Regions from separate parts of the Homo sapiens genome. Here region 1 is linked to region 2. The links are chromatin loops, found by intact Hi-C in ENCODE. Cell type or tissue: dorsolateral prefrontal cortex. All regions are shown on one strand.

Evidence for each region. A loop is a pair of places that touch in the nucleus more often than their neighbours do. Peaks named below come from ENCODE experiments on the same cell type or tissue, not always from the same donor. Only the 100,000 strongest peaks of a DNase experiment are listed, where the experiment ranks them.
Region 1: a loop joins it to region 2, with 2.5 times the contacts of the local background. A loop is called at or near these places in 36 of 110 quality-filtered maps.

What each region holds. Positions count from the first base shown.
Region 1 is chr5:171,333,738-171,341,737 of GRCh38, reverse strand. No RefSeq gene overlaps it. Among named protein-coding and RNA genes, the nearest start is that of SNORA70J, 28 kb to the left of the region's middle. In dorsolateral prefrontal cortex, a CTCF peak has its summit at 4,589 (motif pointing right); a DNase peak (open chromatin) is centred at 4,607; H3K4me3 peaks cover 1,370 bases; H3K27me3 peaks cover 5,649 bases.
Region 2 is chr5:170,629,057-170,637,056 of GRCh38, reverse strand. The region is part of intron 1 of KCNIP1 (potassium voltage-gated channel interacting protein 1); the gene reads right to left. Among named protein-coding and RNA genes, the nearest start is that of KCNIP1-AS1, 48 kb to the left of the region's middle. RefSeq lists enhancers at 203-952, 3,768-3,947, 3,722-4,303. In dorsolateral prefrontal cortex, CTCF peaks have their summits at 3,630, 3,855 (motif pointing right), 4,724 and 4,941; DNase peaks (open chromatin) are centred at 3,856 and 5,086; H3K4me3 peaks cover 1,374 bases; H3K27ac peaks cover 2,576 bases.

The sequences.
Region 1 (8,000 bases), 700 kb before region 2:
GGCATGAACCGAAGGAAAACAAAGGACAAATAGTGAATAGGTGCCAATTCAAGATTTAAAAATAATTTTTTTTTTATGACCAGGCGTGGTGGCTCATGCTTGTAATCCCAGCACTTTGGGAAGCTGGGAGGTAGGAGGATTGCTTGAGCCCTGGAGTTTGAGACCAGCCTGGGCAACACAAGGAGAACCCCATCTCTACAAACGTTAAAAAAAATTAGCCAGGTGTGGTGGCTCATGCATGTGGTCCCAGCTACTTGGGAGACTGAGGTGGGAGGATCACTTGAGCCCAGAGGGTCAAGGCTGTGGTGAGCTGCTGAGATCATGCCACTGTACTCCAGCCTGAATGACAGAGTGATACTCTGTCTAAAAAAAAAAAAAAAAAAAAAAAAGGAAAAGATAGCCTGATAGTACTGATGAAACACTTAGAACAGTGCCTGGTACACAGAAGGCACTCAATAAATGCTAGTTCCTTTCTTCCTTTGCTCCATTTATTTCATTTTCTTTTCAATTTACTTCTAATAAAAATATTATGTTTCCGGCTGGGCACGGTGGCTCATGTCTGTAATCCCAGCACTCTGGGAGGCCAAGGCAGGCGTATCACCTGAGGTCAGGAGCTCGAGACCAGCCTGGCCAACAAACATGGTGAAACCCCGTCTCTACTAAAAATACAAAAATTAGCCGGGCGTGGTGGCCAACACCTGTAATCCCAGCTACTCGGGAGGCTGAGGCAGGAGAATTGCTTGAACCCGGGAGGTGGAGGTTGCAGTGAGCTGAGACCACACCATTGCACTCCAGCCTGGGCAACAACAGTGAAACTCCGTCTCAAAAAAAAAAAAAAAAGTGTTTGCCACAAAGATTAGTAACATTAAGTATCATTCTCTATTATTGATTTGAGATGTTAGGAATGCAAAAGATAAAAAGTAGGGGCTCTTGGCAGATAGAAAGTAAACTTCCAATTGAGAACTCACTCTGTGGGTTTGTTATCGCTGCTGTTTGTTTTTGATAATGTGCAATTATAGAAATTTACAAAGATCCTTTTAAGAGGGCAATGTCCTGCTTTCAGAGTCAGTTTGCTTAGGCATAGATCAGCTCATAGACTCTCTGTCGCCTTGCTATTGAATTAGGGCTATATTTTTGACAAGTACAGCAGCCGTATCGTCACTTTAATCACCCAATAATCCACTGTGTCTCTTTATGCTAATAAATAAAACATCCTTCGTTAAATATTTCCTAGTAAGCAATCGAAGACCTGTAATCTCCACCCCTATATGTTACAAAGTAAAATGATATAACAGTAATAAAATCAAATCAAATCATGTCTAGGAGTTTTATAGACAACTAATAGCTGCAATTGAAAAGTGCAATCAGATACCAATTGAAGGGTACTTTTTTCTTTAATATAATGTACTATGCATATTTCACTAACTGTCTCATGATGTCAAATGAATTTAACAAGATGATTATGTAGGTCAAATTACTTAGTAAGTTCTTTTAAGAATGGCTTTTAGACCTATTATGACTTTTAATGGTGCAATTTGTTAAATGATTGGAATTTATAAAATCCTGCCTGCAAGTGCCTGTCAGAAATACTTGCTGTGCCCTGGTGATTTATTTTTAAAACTACTTCTTGCTTGTAGCAATTGAAACAAAAATGACCACCATAGAGCAACTTCTTGAAGCTCATTTCTCATTTTTAATTATTTAAAATACTTTCTTATTATCAAATTATAATTTGAATATTCTAATTTCAAAGAGCCTTCTCACCAAATTTCTCTCAGCTCTATATGAAGATGTCCTGGAAGTTCTTTTATTCCCTTCAAATATGAAATATGACCCTGCTTAATTTATGTGGGGAACTATAGACAGAATAGATATTATTAAACTTTTTAAAGTGGTCTTTAGTTCTTTTATTGTATATCTCTAACAATAAAATTTTAAAGGGAGAAAACAATGAAATATGATTGAAACATTCAGTCTTTGTGCTTGGAAGATTGCCTTTGTATATGTTGCCTTTTGGTATCTGTGGGTACCGTATTTCAGTTTTATGCAGTTTGAGAAGGCTCCCTATTCAAGCTAAGTTTTTAAAAATTGCCCACCAAAAATCGCGTAGCTATCTCTTGTCTTTTTTTTTTTTTTTTGAGACAGAGTCTTGCTCTGTCACCCAGGCTGGAGTGCAGTGGCACGATCTGGGCTCACTGCAACCTCTGCCTCCCGGGTTCAAGTGATTCTCCTGCCTCGGCCTCCCGAATAGCTGGGATTACAGGCGCATGCTACCGCACCTGGCTAATTTTTTTTTATTTTTAGTAGAGACGGGGTCTCACCGTGTTAGCCAGGATGGTCTCGATCTCCTGACCTCGTGATTCGCCCACCTTGGCCTCCCAAAGTGCTGGGATTGATTTTCTTTTCTTTCTTTTGGGACAGAGTCTTGCTCTGTGGCCCAGGCTGGAGTGCAGTAGCAGATCTTGGCTCACTGCAACCTTCACCTCCTGGGTTCAAGCTATTCTCCTGCCTCAGCCTCCTGAGTAGCTGGGACTACAAGTGTGTGCCACTGTGCCTGGCTAATTTCTGTATTTTTAGTAGAGATGGGGTTTCCTCATGTTGGCCAGGCCGGTCTCGAACTCCTGGCCTCAAGTGATCCGCCTGCCTTGCCTCCCAAAGTGCTGGGATTACAGATGTGAGCCACCACACCCAGGCTTGATTTTCTACCTTTAAAAATTACTGTAGCCGGGCGTGGTGGCTCACGTCTGTAATCCCAGTACTTTGGGAGGCCAAGGTGGGCAGATCACTTGCAGCCAAGAGTTCAAGACCAGCCTGGCCAACGTGGCGAAACCCCATCTCTATTAAAAATACAAAAAATTAGCTGGGTGTGGTGGTGCGCACCTGTAGTCCCAGCTACTCGGGAGGCTGAGGCAGGAGAATCACTTGAACCCAGGAGGCGGAGGTTGCAGTGAGCTGAGATTGCACCACAGCACTCCAGCCTGGCGACAGAGCGAGACTCCATCTCAAAAAAAAAAAAATTATTGTATAGAGTTACTTGAAAATGCCGTCATGTAATAATTAATCTTAGAAGTCAATATTCTTTTAAAACTATCTTCCATCTCCTGTCACCACATACGTTACATTGAAATTCTCCTAAAACTCCAAAAAGTCTTAAAATGTTGGTGCTCCCTGATAACTCTGGTCAGGAACCGAAGCCTCTACTTCCCCAGTGTGACATTCTTCTTGCTGGGGAGCACAGGGCATGCTGGGACAGAAGTTCCAGATGCAGCGGGAAGGTGGTGGTTCTGTTCTCTCTCCACCCTGACTCACTGGATAACCCCAGATGCAAGTCCCTTGTTCACTTGGAGCCCATGGCTGCTGCTTGGAAATGGGGCTGACAACTCTTGGTCTCTGCTCCTTGGGGTTGTTACAAGCCTTAACGAGATCACTGTGCTCATTCTCATTTTCTCTTTCATGTCTTCAGTGAGCTGTAGGTAGGGCAGAGTAATAGTGGAATATGGAAGTCTGCTTGTATGTCTGGGTGAAAGTCACTATAGAACAGTGTTATTTAATTTTTCTACTTCTTTCAGTTCAATGGATGTAACATTCACAATCCTCTCTAAGCCCATCAACCACAAAAACTTAATTAGATATTATATCTCCTTGGTTTAAAATAGTATTTAATTTTACATAATGTGTTCAGCCAAAATATTAGGATTCCCTAAACAGAAATGTTCCCTCTATTTTTTTCCCTCGGGCTTTTCTTTCAATTTTTTTTGTAGCTTTTAAAAAAATTATTCTCCTTAAAGTATGATTCCGGCAGTTTCCCTCTGTGAAACATCGCTAAGTCCCCTGCCACCACTACTTAATTGAAGATGTAATCCCTACTTAGTGACTGTGCCGCCTTCCAGATATCGAGCACAACGACCAGTAAATATTAACATTCCTGTTAAATGTGCGCTGCCTCTTATTCCTTTCCCCCCACAAATTGTCTTCCTGCTCCTCCGAGTGTCATCCAAAGTGAGATCATATTAACTGTGTCTTATATGGGGCTTGAGCACTGGAGTTGAAATTAATGGGCAAATATCCTTTTCACTTACAGAGTAAATGAACATTTGGTCTTTAAGCCATACTGAGGTATGAAAGAAAGGCACAGACAAACCCAGTGAAGACCTCCACATTTTGGGCCAAATCTAAGCTTTTCATTGCTTGATGGGCAAAAAAACAAAATTCGAGTGAACGTTAAAATGAATAAATAATGCTCAGAACACAACAGCTTGAGGTTGTATAAAATCAGACCCAGATTATACTCTCAGAAGATGTCTCCAAAATATCGTGGCGCTCTATTTCAATCCCGAGAGTCATCGTATTTTGGTCAGTTTCCTTTTTTTGTTCCAAGACGCCCCAGTTCCATCTTTGGGGTGAACATTGAGGCTGACTTAACGGGACACTCCAGGCTTTGAGGGAGCCTGGCCCCCAACCCAAATAACTCGAAACAGCAGGAAGGCCAGATTCTGACGGAAACTTTTGAGAAATAAAGCGTAGTTCATTTTCCTTCCTTGCAGGAGACATGGCTGGCTCCCTAAAGAAGCGCTGGTTTCCCAAGTTACGGCAGAGGGCACTCGAGACTACGGCACCAAGTTCGCGTCTGTAGGGGCCGGCGGAGCCCTTCGCCACAATGTTTGGCACCCAAAGATCAGGGACACCTCAAATTCTTTTTAATGGAGGAATTCTTCCCCTGAATCATTTTGTTTGCGTAATATGGTGCTGGGAGGGAGTGTTGCTTCGGGGCCACGGTCCCATTCCGTTCCGTATGGAGCCGTCTCGAATGCGCATGTCCAATTAGCATTGACACATTTGCGCTCAGAGATGCGCATGCATCATTTTTTTAATCAAAATGAGAAGGGAAAATTATTACATAACCACAATCTCAGTCCTACTGAGGGACCTGTCACGGTGATCCTCTGGGGCTCTGTGAACATCTGCTCAGCATCAGTCCCCCACGAAGAAATTATTCTTCTGCTCATTTGAAGGATAGGTAAAGGAACGGTCAGACCGGTAAGACAGCTACGGCAGATGACAAAACCAGCCTCCATCAGCGAGTAACAAAGCTGGGGGGCGCGGCGAACAAAAGGTTTCCGGGTCAGACAGGCACTCATCTGCTATTCCAGACAGCATTAGAGGCTGACATTGATTATGAAGGCCAAAAACCGTGGCTGAAATGCCGCTTCTTTCCTAAAGCACCTGGAAAGCTTCCAGATCATCCGCCTTACCGTGCTCAGCGGCAGATCCAGTTGATTCAGAAAGCATTTGATGGAGGAAGAAGCACCAAGCGTGGCAAAGGCTTCCTGGCCCTTCAGAATGTGGGAGGGAGATGTAGTTGTGTCCCTAGCAGAGAAATCGTATCCTTATCAGAAAAACCGTCCCCGGGGTCCTAAGGGGGCAGTCTGTCCTGGGGTTCCCTCTTATAGAAGTCTCTGGAAAAGACTAATGTTTGGACAAGGCACTTTGCTACTTAAAAAATTTTGCTTCTCCATTTCATTCCATTGAGGGCCTCCAAGTATCAACATTTGCAAACTCAGGTTTACAAGATGTATAACGATTTCTCTATAAGGAGACTCAGTTTCTTTTAAGAGCAACATACTGACAAATGACAGAAAGTTGACCTTTGGGTTTTCCTGGATTGATCTCCATTCTGCAGGGCTACAAGGCATCAAGGCAAGCCAGACACCTGTCCTCATCTTCAGCCACTGTCCATGTATCCTGGCATCTGGGGTGAAGACCATCATCTGGCCTTGATCTGGGTTCATGAAGGAGGCTGCCACACAGCTTCCTTTCTCAAGCAGAAGGGCCCTCCGGATATGCTCTCCAAGCGCCTCCAGACTCCCCCCTCCCCGGGCATATGGGAGTCATTTTGCATAGTCCCTGTGCCCTCTGGGGTGCAGGAAGCTCTGGGAGGTGGTCTCAGGCCCATCTGTCTAACCATGCAGCCGTTCTGCCACGGGTCTGGTGTTGTCCTTGTGCACTGAGTGGGAAGCAGGGCACAGGCTCCCTCTGGGACAGATGTCTCTCCGCAGTGCTGGTTTTCTGCTGTTCCCTCACTCTCGATTTCCTTTTGCTCCCTTCTCCTCCGGTCTGGGAAGCTTTAGCCTGCTTTTCTCCATCTGACTCCATCCCTCCTCTCCCAAATCTGTTGCTTAGGCCCAAAGTCCCTCAGGGTTTGGGCTTTGAAACTCAAAAGATTTTTTTCATCCTTCTACTGTGACATCCCTTCCCTGAGGCAAAGATGCCACCTGGTCTTGAATGAATGAGGGCAGGATGGGGAAGGGGGACAAAGAAATGTAGGGAGAGCACAAAACATCAGTTGAAAATCCAAATTTTTTTTTTTAGCCCATATGCAATAAAATCAATCATAATTTAAATATGAATAGAGAAGCAAATTCAAAGACCATGAAATAGACATAGAAAATCAAATTTTTCTACAGAAATAAAAGCATTTAACATATAGCCCAGGCAGCTAACATATAATTGAGTTTGGTCTGTGAGCTTCCTGGTAGCCAAAGCAGGGAAAGAAGACACTGTTACTTTATGTTCTTATTTTGTTGTTGTCGTTGTTGTTTCCAAAGTCCCTTTTCCCAATGCATACTTCTTATTTTCAAAACAGAGAAAATATACAAGTTCATCAAGAGAAATAAAGAACTTTTCTTTCACTCTAAATTTCAAAGCATTGGGGCCTTATGATGACAGCCCCAGGGGAGAGAAGACAATGTGACACAATCCAGAAATGAGTTCAAATAGCTCTTTAGTCCTGGCCATTCCAGACCAGAAGCTCGGAGTCAGAGCAGAAGGGCTGCTTGGCATCCTATTAGCTTGCTTGCTTTTTTTTCTTTACATTTTTAAGTATTAAATGCTTAAAACTGATTTTTTAAACGTTCACAGGAAAAAAAAAAAAGAGAAATTTCAGACACCCAAAAGGAGAATAAATAGGAAAAAAAAAGTCTTTTGCCCTCGTATCTTTGTTTCCCATTCCCCAACTCCCCTCCCCTGAACAGTGGGAATACCAGCTTCTCATCCATTCTTCCAGAGCTGATCCATGCGTATGTTAAGGGCTTTTAGCTCTCCTCATCTTTTTATACAAATGTAAGTTACTAAACTCCCATTCTGTACCTTGCTCTTTCACTTTGCAGTATATCTGGAGATAGTTACATATTAGTCTTTTTTTTTTTTTTCTGAGACGGAGTCTTGCTCTGTCGCCCAGGCTGGAGTGCAGTGGCGTAATCTCCGCTCACTCCAAGCTCCACCTCCCGGGTTCACGCCATTCTCCTGCCTCAGCCTCCCACATAGCTGGGACTACAGGCACCCGCCACCATGCCCGGCTATTTTTTTTTGTATTTTTAGTAGAGACAGGATTTCACCGTATTAGCCAGGATAGTCTCGATCTCCTGACCTCGTGATCCACCCGCCTCGGCCTCCCAAAGTGCTGGGACTGAGCCACCGCGCCTGGCCATTAGTCCATTTTTTAAAGTGGTTGCACAGTATTCCATGACATGGGTATTCTATATGCTATTGAATCAGTTTCCTGTTGACATTCATTTAGGTCATTTTCAATCAACTGCTTTTTAAAATGGTGCTGCAACAAATTGCCTTGTTCTTTCGTTCTTTCTTTCCTTTTTCTTTTTTTTTTTTGGTGGGGGCAGGGGGGACAGGCTCCCACTCTGTCTCCCAGGCTGGAGTGCAATGGCATGGTCTTGGCCCACTGCAACCTCTGCCTCCTAGGCTCAAGTGATCCTCCCACCTCAGCCTCCCGACTAGCTGGGACCACAGTTGTGCACCAGCACACCCGGCTAATTTTTTGTGTTTTTTTTAGAGACACGGTTTTGCCATGTTGGCCATGGCTGGTCTTGAACTCCTAGGCTCAAGCAATCCACCTGCCTCAGCCTCTCAAAGTGCTGGGATTACAGGCATGAGACACCACACCCAGCCTCATGTACTTCTTTGAACAAACATAGAAGTATATGTGT
Region 2 (8,000 bases):
CATGCTTTCATTCAGTGGACTCTGACCACCGTCCTGTTGGTGATGGGGATGGGTTGGGGGTGGGGCCAACCCACTGTGGACTTGGAGGTGGATTTTGGATTCAGACAGCCTGGTTTGCAGGCCTGGCTCCACCACTTAGAAGCCATGACCTTGAGGAGGTTGTTTCACACCCCTAAGCCTCTGCTTATCCATCTGCAAATTGGGAATTACAGGACCTGCCTTTATTGGGTGGTCAGTAATGTGGGTAGAGCACTTCGTATGTAGGAGATATTTACAGGAGGTGCTCAGTAAATGCTTGCTCTCACCTCATTTTCTGACCCCCACCTTGAGCCCCCTAAAAGCTGGTTTCTATGCTTGTTTTACACTGGCTTGCTGTGCGATCTTGGGGGAACTATTTGTCTCTTGGGTCCATCCCTCTCCTGAGAAACAGGGATAAGTCCAGGATGGAAAATACCTGCTCAGAGGGCTCGGATCAGGAAGCGTGGCCGTGTCATATTGATTGAGCCATTGATGAGGTCTCTGCATGCAGTAGGTGCTCAATCAATATTCTCCTTGAGGATAGATCACTGCTGCTGGCATGAGAAGGCAGGCCTGGGATAGTGCCTCCTGGTTCCAGCCTCGGGCCCCTCCTCGGCCACCCCCCTGTGATAGAGCACTGACCTTCAGAGCTGTTGGCCCGCCACCCTCTGCCTTCTGCCTCCTGCCTCCACTGTCCCTGTGTGCCTTTCTGCCCCCCTCAGGGCTCAGCTCTGCTCTGCTCTTCTCTTTCGACTCTCATTCCCCTGGTGAACCCATCTAGCGTCACAGCTTTAAACGCTGTCTCTACGCCAATGACGCCACAATTCCTGTCTCTGGCTAGGCTTTCCCCCCAACTCCAGACTCCTATTTCCAGCTGACTTCCTGACATTTCCGCTTCACTGTCTAATACAACAAACTCTCAGAATTAATAAAATGAGACTCCAGATATTTCCTCCCAACTGGTCTGTCTTCCCCAGGTGGGTGTTGAGGGAGTCTCCAAAATGTCACATCGGAGTCACATCTGGGAGAACTTGCCTGTCTCATGCCCATACCCAGCCCACTGGCAAGTCCTGTTGGCTTGACCTTCAAAATATACCCAGGGCCTGGCCACTGCCTGCCACTGCCACCTGCACCTCCCGGCCTGTGTCTGGGCACTGGCAGCCCCTGCCTGGCCTCCTGCCTGTTTTCTCTGCCTGCCATGGTCTAGCCCATCAGCGTGGCCCAGCATCCCTTTTATACATCCAAGGCAGAAGACTGTCCCCTTCCACTCCATACCCTCCAATAGCTCCTAATTTCCTTTCAGAATAAAAACAGAGCCTTGCAAAGATACTTATCTTGGCTGGAGACAAAACCTGAAACAAGACAGAAACTGGACCTGCCCCCTTGTCCCTTACAGTGCAGGGAGGCTGATAGAGACAGCAGTGATAAACCTTTAGCAATAAATGAAAGTTTAACTAAGCTATACTAACTCTAGGGTTAGTATACAGCTACATGCACAGGGCTTCAGGTTGTGATGTAAACAGGAAATAAACAGCAACATGCACAGGGCTTCAGGTTGTGATGGTTCTGTGATGACTGCTGACTTGGGTGGAGAGCTACCTTGGACAGGGGAGTGAGGGAAGGCATCTCTGAGGGGGTAACATGTAAGATAACAAAGAGATTCAGAACTGAAAGAGACTCTTAGAACATCTACTTTAAAAGGTCTTCTTGGCCGGGCGTGATGGCTCACTCCTGTAATCTCAACACTTTGGGAGGCCGAGGCAGGCAGATCACTTGAGGTCAGGTGTTTGAGACAAGCCTGGCCAACAAGATGAAACCCCGTCTCTACTAAAAATACAAAAATTAGCTGGGTGTGGTGGTGGGTGCCTGTAATTTCAGCTAGTCAGGAGGTTGAGGCACAAGAATTGCCTTAGCCCGGAAGGCGGAGATTGCGGTGAGTGGAGATCGCACCACTGCCCTCCAGCCTGGGTGACAAAGCGAGTCTCTGTCTCAAAAATAAATAAATAAATAATAAATAAAAGATTTTCTTATTACATTTATATATGGAAGCAAGAGAAGCCCAGAGAGGTGAAGTGACCTGGCTGAGGCCACACAGCATATTACTTACAGAGCTGGAATTCCAGGCAGTCCTCTTGACAATCTAGTTTGTGATTTAAGGGTTGCCAGCCTGGAGCTGCAATTCCTAACAGCAATGCCTGGGAATGCTATGAGCTATTAATCTCCTCTTACATATAAACAAATTGCAAAATGTATCATATTAATGATGACCTTTCTCTTTTTGGCTTTCAGGACACATCTGCCTGGCCTTCCTCTTGCTTCAGTGGTTTCCCATCCCAGTCTTTGCTGGTCCTTCCTAATCTGCCAACCTCTTACCATTGAAGAGCCTGGGGCTCGGGACTCAATGCTCTTTTCTTCCCTCTTTACACACACACACTCCCTGGGAGAGCTCATGTCGTTTTGTGGATTTCCGTGCCAATGACTCCAAAATTCTATCTCTTGCCAGGATCTCTCTTTTGAATGCCAGCCTCAAACATCCAGTTGCCTACTTTGGTGCTACTCGAAGTGTGGTTCTCAGTCTGGCAGCATTGGCATCACTTGGGAAGCTGTTGGAAATGTAGAACCTTGGGCCCCATGTTGGGCCTATTGAATCATTTTGGGCCTATTGCAACTCAGGGGTGCAGGGGTGGGCGTGGCACCCATCCATCCGGTTTAACAAGCTCTCCAGGGGACTGAATGGATGCTGGAGTTTAGGAAGCATTTTATTCCTTGCCCTCTCCACTTAGATATCTCCCAGCCATCTCAAACTTAACAAGTCCGAACATAAGTTCCCGATATTTCCTCACTCTACCAGCCTTCTCCATCTAAGTTAGTGGTGACTCCATCTGGTTATCTGCTCAGACCAATAACCCTGCTCAGACCAATAACCCTGCAGTCATTCCGGAGTCTCTGTCTCACCTCAACTTTGGTCTGTCAACAAATCCCGCTGGCTCCATTTTCACAACACCCGCAGAACCACATCCCTCTCACCACTGGCACTGCCACTAACCTGGCCAGAGCCGCAGCATCTCCCACTAGATTCTTGTAGAAGCCTCTTGGGCGCTTTTCACACTCTGCCCTTGGCCCTGACAGTCTACCCCAGCACAGCAGCCAGAGGGATTAAAATGTCATCAGCTCTTGTTTCTGCCCCAAGCTCTCCAATGGCTCTCCTTCTCGTGCAGCATAAAAGCCACAACCCTTATCCAGACGCACAGCCACACCCCGCCCCGCCCCATCCCCCCTCCGCCCCGCCCCCCGCCCCCCCCTCCGTCCCCCCCTCCGCCCCCCCGCCCCCTCGCCCCCTCCTCCGCCCCGCCCCCTCCTTCCGCCCACCGCCATCTCTCTGACCTCTCCTCTCCTCTTAGTTCTCTGTCCCTGGCCTTTTAGCTCATTCTGAAACATTCCTGGAACACATCCAGGCACATTCCTCTGCACTGGCTGATTCTTCATTTTCCATCCTGGAAAGCCTCTGCGTTTCTTTTGCCTCCTGCTTGGGTCTGCCATAGGCCTCTGCACTGGCTGATTCTTCTTCCTGAAAAGCTCTCCTCCCAGACATCTGCATATCCAGTCCCCAACTTCAGGTCTTACTCCAAGCCACTTCTCAGTGAGGCCCCCTGACTACCTCAGTCACTTAATTTTTAAAATTTGCTCCTATGACTAGCTGCCCTGCTCATTTTCCTCATCTTCTGTGTTGTCCATGTGTTTGGTAGAATGTCCGCTCTCGCTCTCGCGGTCCCCTCCTCCCCTGACCAGCGTCCTCCTCCCACTTCGGAGGGTCCCGCTCCGCCTGTCTTACCTCTTCTGGACGCCAGGTGGCGCCCCACACCGCCCAAGCCCCTGGCCGCCTCCATCCTTGCTGGAGAGACCCCGAGAATGCCTGGGGAAGGCGTGACCCTCGCAACCCCCTTCCCTCTGCTCTCCCCCTGCTCAAAGGAGGATGTCCTTTCTGACCACCAAAGCGGATGTTTCCTCTGAGACCCAGGAATTCACAATTATTCCTCGGGGAGAAGGGAGGGAAATGGCCTCTTCCAGGTTCAACCCGTGCTCAAGCCCCAACCCACCCCCACGCGAGGGAACGCTGTGCAGGACCTGCTGCCTGCTGGGTGCGTGCTGGGTGCTTTTACATGGTTGTCCCATGGAACCCTCAGCACAGCATTAGCGTTCCCACTTACAGATGAAGAAACTCAGGTTCAGAGAGGCCAGGTTGCTTGCCTGAGGTCACACAGCTGGTTAAGTGCAGAACTGGGATTCTAGCCTGACTCAGAGCCAGGGCTCTTCCACTTATTAAATGTCCCCCCAGAGAAGGCACAGCAGGAGGCTGGCCCATCTTTGGGCATCACATTTTAGGAATCGAGGAAGGGAGCTGACACTGGTTTGTGCTGGTCTCTTTCATTTACCGCCCACATCCCTGGCGGTAAGAATGTGCAAACGGCCCAGAGAGGTTGTGGTGCTTGCCCAGGGCCACGCAGCAGAGCCGCGCTGCTCCTCCTCATCTCCCGCCTCTGTTGGTTCGCCCTGGCCTAGGGAGGCAGAGTGCTCTGCAGCCCCTGCCAAAGGAGGCTGCTTCTCTGCAAAGGATTCTTCAAAAGCCTTGCAAGGAAGCGCCAGGGGGCAGTGGTGAAGGCTGGAGGAGAATCTTCTGGGGGAAAAAGATACAAGATTTGAGGCGAGAATCCTAATTACAGGAAGACTAATAGCCTGTCAATCCACGTGGCGTTGGTGGGACAGGGCTTGATTCCAGGGGCATCTGGGGTTTTCTGAGGGTCTCTCTTGCTCGCTCGCCTGGGTATTCATTTTCCCTCGCCTCTTGGAGGCAGAAGCAAAGGCTCCGAGAGCCTTGATTCAGATGCGTGTTTTTCTGCTCCCCAACTCCAGCTGAGCCTGGCCTGGGGACTGGGCAGGAGGACAGAGGACAGGCACGAAGGTCCTCTGTGGCCGGCGAGGACTCAGAGCTGAGCGGCCTCAAGCGTGGGCCCCTTTAGCTCCCCCTGTCTGTGGCAAATCGTCCTGGACACCAAAGACAGCCGGGAAGGGGAGGTCCACCCCTGACCAGTTGGGAATGTCCCTGTGAAGGGGCGGGATTTGGACCTATGGCTTGCTGTCATGAAGGCAGCTGCCAGTATGTGCCAGTGCACATACCATCTGGGGCTGTTGTCGGCGCTACTCTTTCCCCTGGTCAGGACTGGCCCAGGTCTCTAGTGGGGGCAGCACGTGGCCTTGGGGAGCCCAGAGGCCCCTGGGAGAGAAGCCCTAGGGGACCTGGGAGTCTCAGCTCCAGTGGATGGCATCTGGAGGGGAGGAGATTTGAGGGGTTGTGCCCCCATCACAAAGAGACTTTCCTGGCATCCATTCATGATGAGCAATGACAAATACATAAGCCAGCAGTCTGGGGCCTGGTGGCTCTGTGCTGTGGAAGACAGCTTCCCTTCTGTGCAGGAGACAATTCTGTGTGTTTCTAAAATTCCATTCGGGAAAGCCCCTGCGTTTCTTTTGCCTCCTGCTCTCCTGCTTGGGTCTGGAGCTGCTTTCAAAAAGCGTTTGAAATGGAGAATGGCAGAGTCCAGTCACCAGTGCTCAGAATTGCTCTTGGTTCCTGAAGCCCCTTCCTGGGGCAGTGGTACCATGTGTGTGGACAGCAGCTGCACCCTCAGCCTTTCCTGAGCACCTACTATGTGCCAGGCATGGTGCTTGGGCTCTCACACACATTCTTTGGTTTTCTGCCCACAGCTGTCCTGGGAGGTAGGAATTCTAACACCCATTTCACAGATGACATAACTACCTATCTAGGGGGCTGGGCAGTTAGGACAACAGCCCCTACACACTGGAAGTTCTCTCTCTTGTACCAGGCAATTTCGCAGCCATTGTTTTGTGAAGCTGAGTGATTGTCCCCATTCATAGAGGAGGGAACAGAAGCTCAGAGAAGGAAGTCATCTGGTTGGAGTCACCTGACCAAGTTCACACACTGAGTCATTGACAATCTGTACTCAAGCCTCGTACCCTTATTCCTAACCTAGTGTTCCCTCCACTGTCCCGTGCTGACAGCTGTTATCAGTTGCTTATGCCCTGGTGTGACTGGGGAAGGAGGTAGCTTTGGAGATGCTCTTATCTGCACGCTGCACTCATCAGAAAGTCTCCCTCTGAGCCTCAGTTTCTGGACCTGGAAGATAGGGGTGATGCTGTACTCTGGAATTAGACCTTCAAGACACAGTCATGCAATCTGTTTCTTTCCTCCCATTCCTCCCCACCAGGCATTTCCCTGTGGATGGAGAGGCTGTGATTGCTCCCTTGGGGTACAATTGTTTACCAGTAGATTCCCTGACCCCTGGTCTTGATGTTCTCACCTGTGCTGTGCCCATTCACATCCTCTGCCTAGAGTACCCTTTCTCTTTCCCAGGATCCTCTCTCTCCTTTGTTTTGAAACATACAGTGGCTCCAAGTTAGGCAGTAAGGCCCTTTCATCTGCCCTCCCCCAAGTCCTGATGGACGCCTCTGGGCTCCAGCGACATAACGACACACTCGACCCCCTACTCATCTGTACGTCCCAGCCCAAATGCTGCCTTTTTGGAGAGTCTTCCCTGGTTCCCTGGCCCACCCTGGGCAGAAGTCATTGAGTTCATTGCTCTTGTTCACTGGCACACAGTAGGAACAATGAATGCATGTTGCTGGAGTCGGAGCACTCAGTACATTAAGTCATCGGTGCTGCCCACTTGGCTGCCTAATGCATCCATCCATCCATCCGTCCATTTATTCACTAAGTAAATATTGATTGAGTTTTATAACATATCAGGTCCTGTATCTAACCTTTTTGTCTGACATGGTGGGGAAAGACTGTGCCTAGATCTTCTCTGTATCCCTCGAGTTGGCATCTGGCCCCTCAAAATTGTCAGGGACCTTTTACCTAATAGTCACCAGGGACTCAGTCCTGCTCTTTGCTGGAGGAGCCCAGCTACCCCGGCCCCCACCCCCTCACCCCAGGCCCAGCCTGGTGCAGGGAGACGGGATGGGCAATGTTGCCAACTGTTCAGCACTTGCCTGCCTTGCCCGCCTCAGCCCCAGCCCCATCAAGAGGAACAGGTCCAAGTCCCTGCCTTAGGATGGGCTGGATGGAGTAGGGTTAATTTCCTTCTGCACAATTCACATTGTTTCTAGAGAATCTTGTGTGGTGGTTGCCCTTTTTCAGGTTCAGGGTTAATTCATTTCACTCATATGTCTGGGCATGCATTTGGTGCCCTTACTAGATGCTGCGTGCTGGGGATGTGGTGGGGATGGGTGCTGGTGCCGGGGTTGTGGAGGTGAAGGTGGCCCAGAGAGGAGGGCGTCAGGGCCAGGCCTGAATGCTGATGCCACCCTGCAGGGGGAGGGGGCAGACTTTCTAGGGAGGGACCAGCAAAGGCCCAAGATGGGACCCAGCTCAATCTAACTGAGCACCTGGAGAAAGGACAGTGTGCTGGGGTGGGGTGGGGGACCCAGGCATCCCAGCTAGCACCTCTGGCCTGCCTGAGACCCCTCCTCTCTGCTTCTGCAGGCCTTGGCCCCAGGGCTGGTTGGTTGCTGACCAACTCCATCAGGGCTTGGCTGTCCGGGACCCCTCTAAGGGTGGAGCAGGTCCTGGGGGAGGAGTCCCTTGGCCTGCTGAGTTGCTGTCTTAGCCTATCCGATCATTTACTCTTTCCTTCTAACCTTGACGTAGGACCTTGGCCAGGAGGTCCCTGCATGAACAATGCCCCTGCCCATGGCTCACCTTGTCGGAATCCTCAGGCCCTACCTGCACCCCGTCCCTTACAGCCCCCTACATCTCTGTCTGATGAGGACTGAGAGTCTGTCTCCCAGAGTGGTGAGCTTAGGCAGCTGGGCTAGCATGAGATCGATGCGTATGTCAGGGGCGAAGGAGGGAACAGATGTTTTCTGAACAGCAAATCCATAGATGTGCGAGGTGGGAGTGGAGG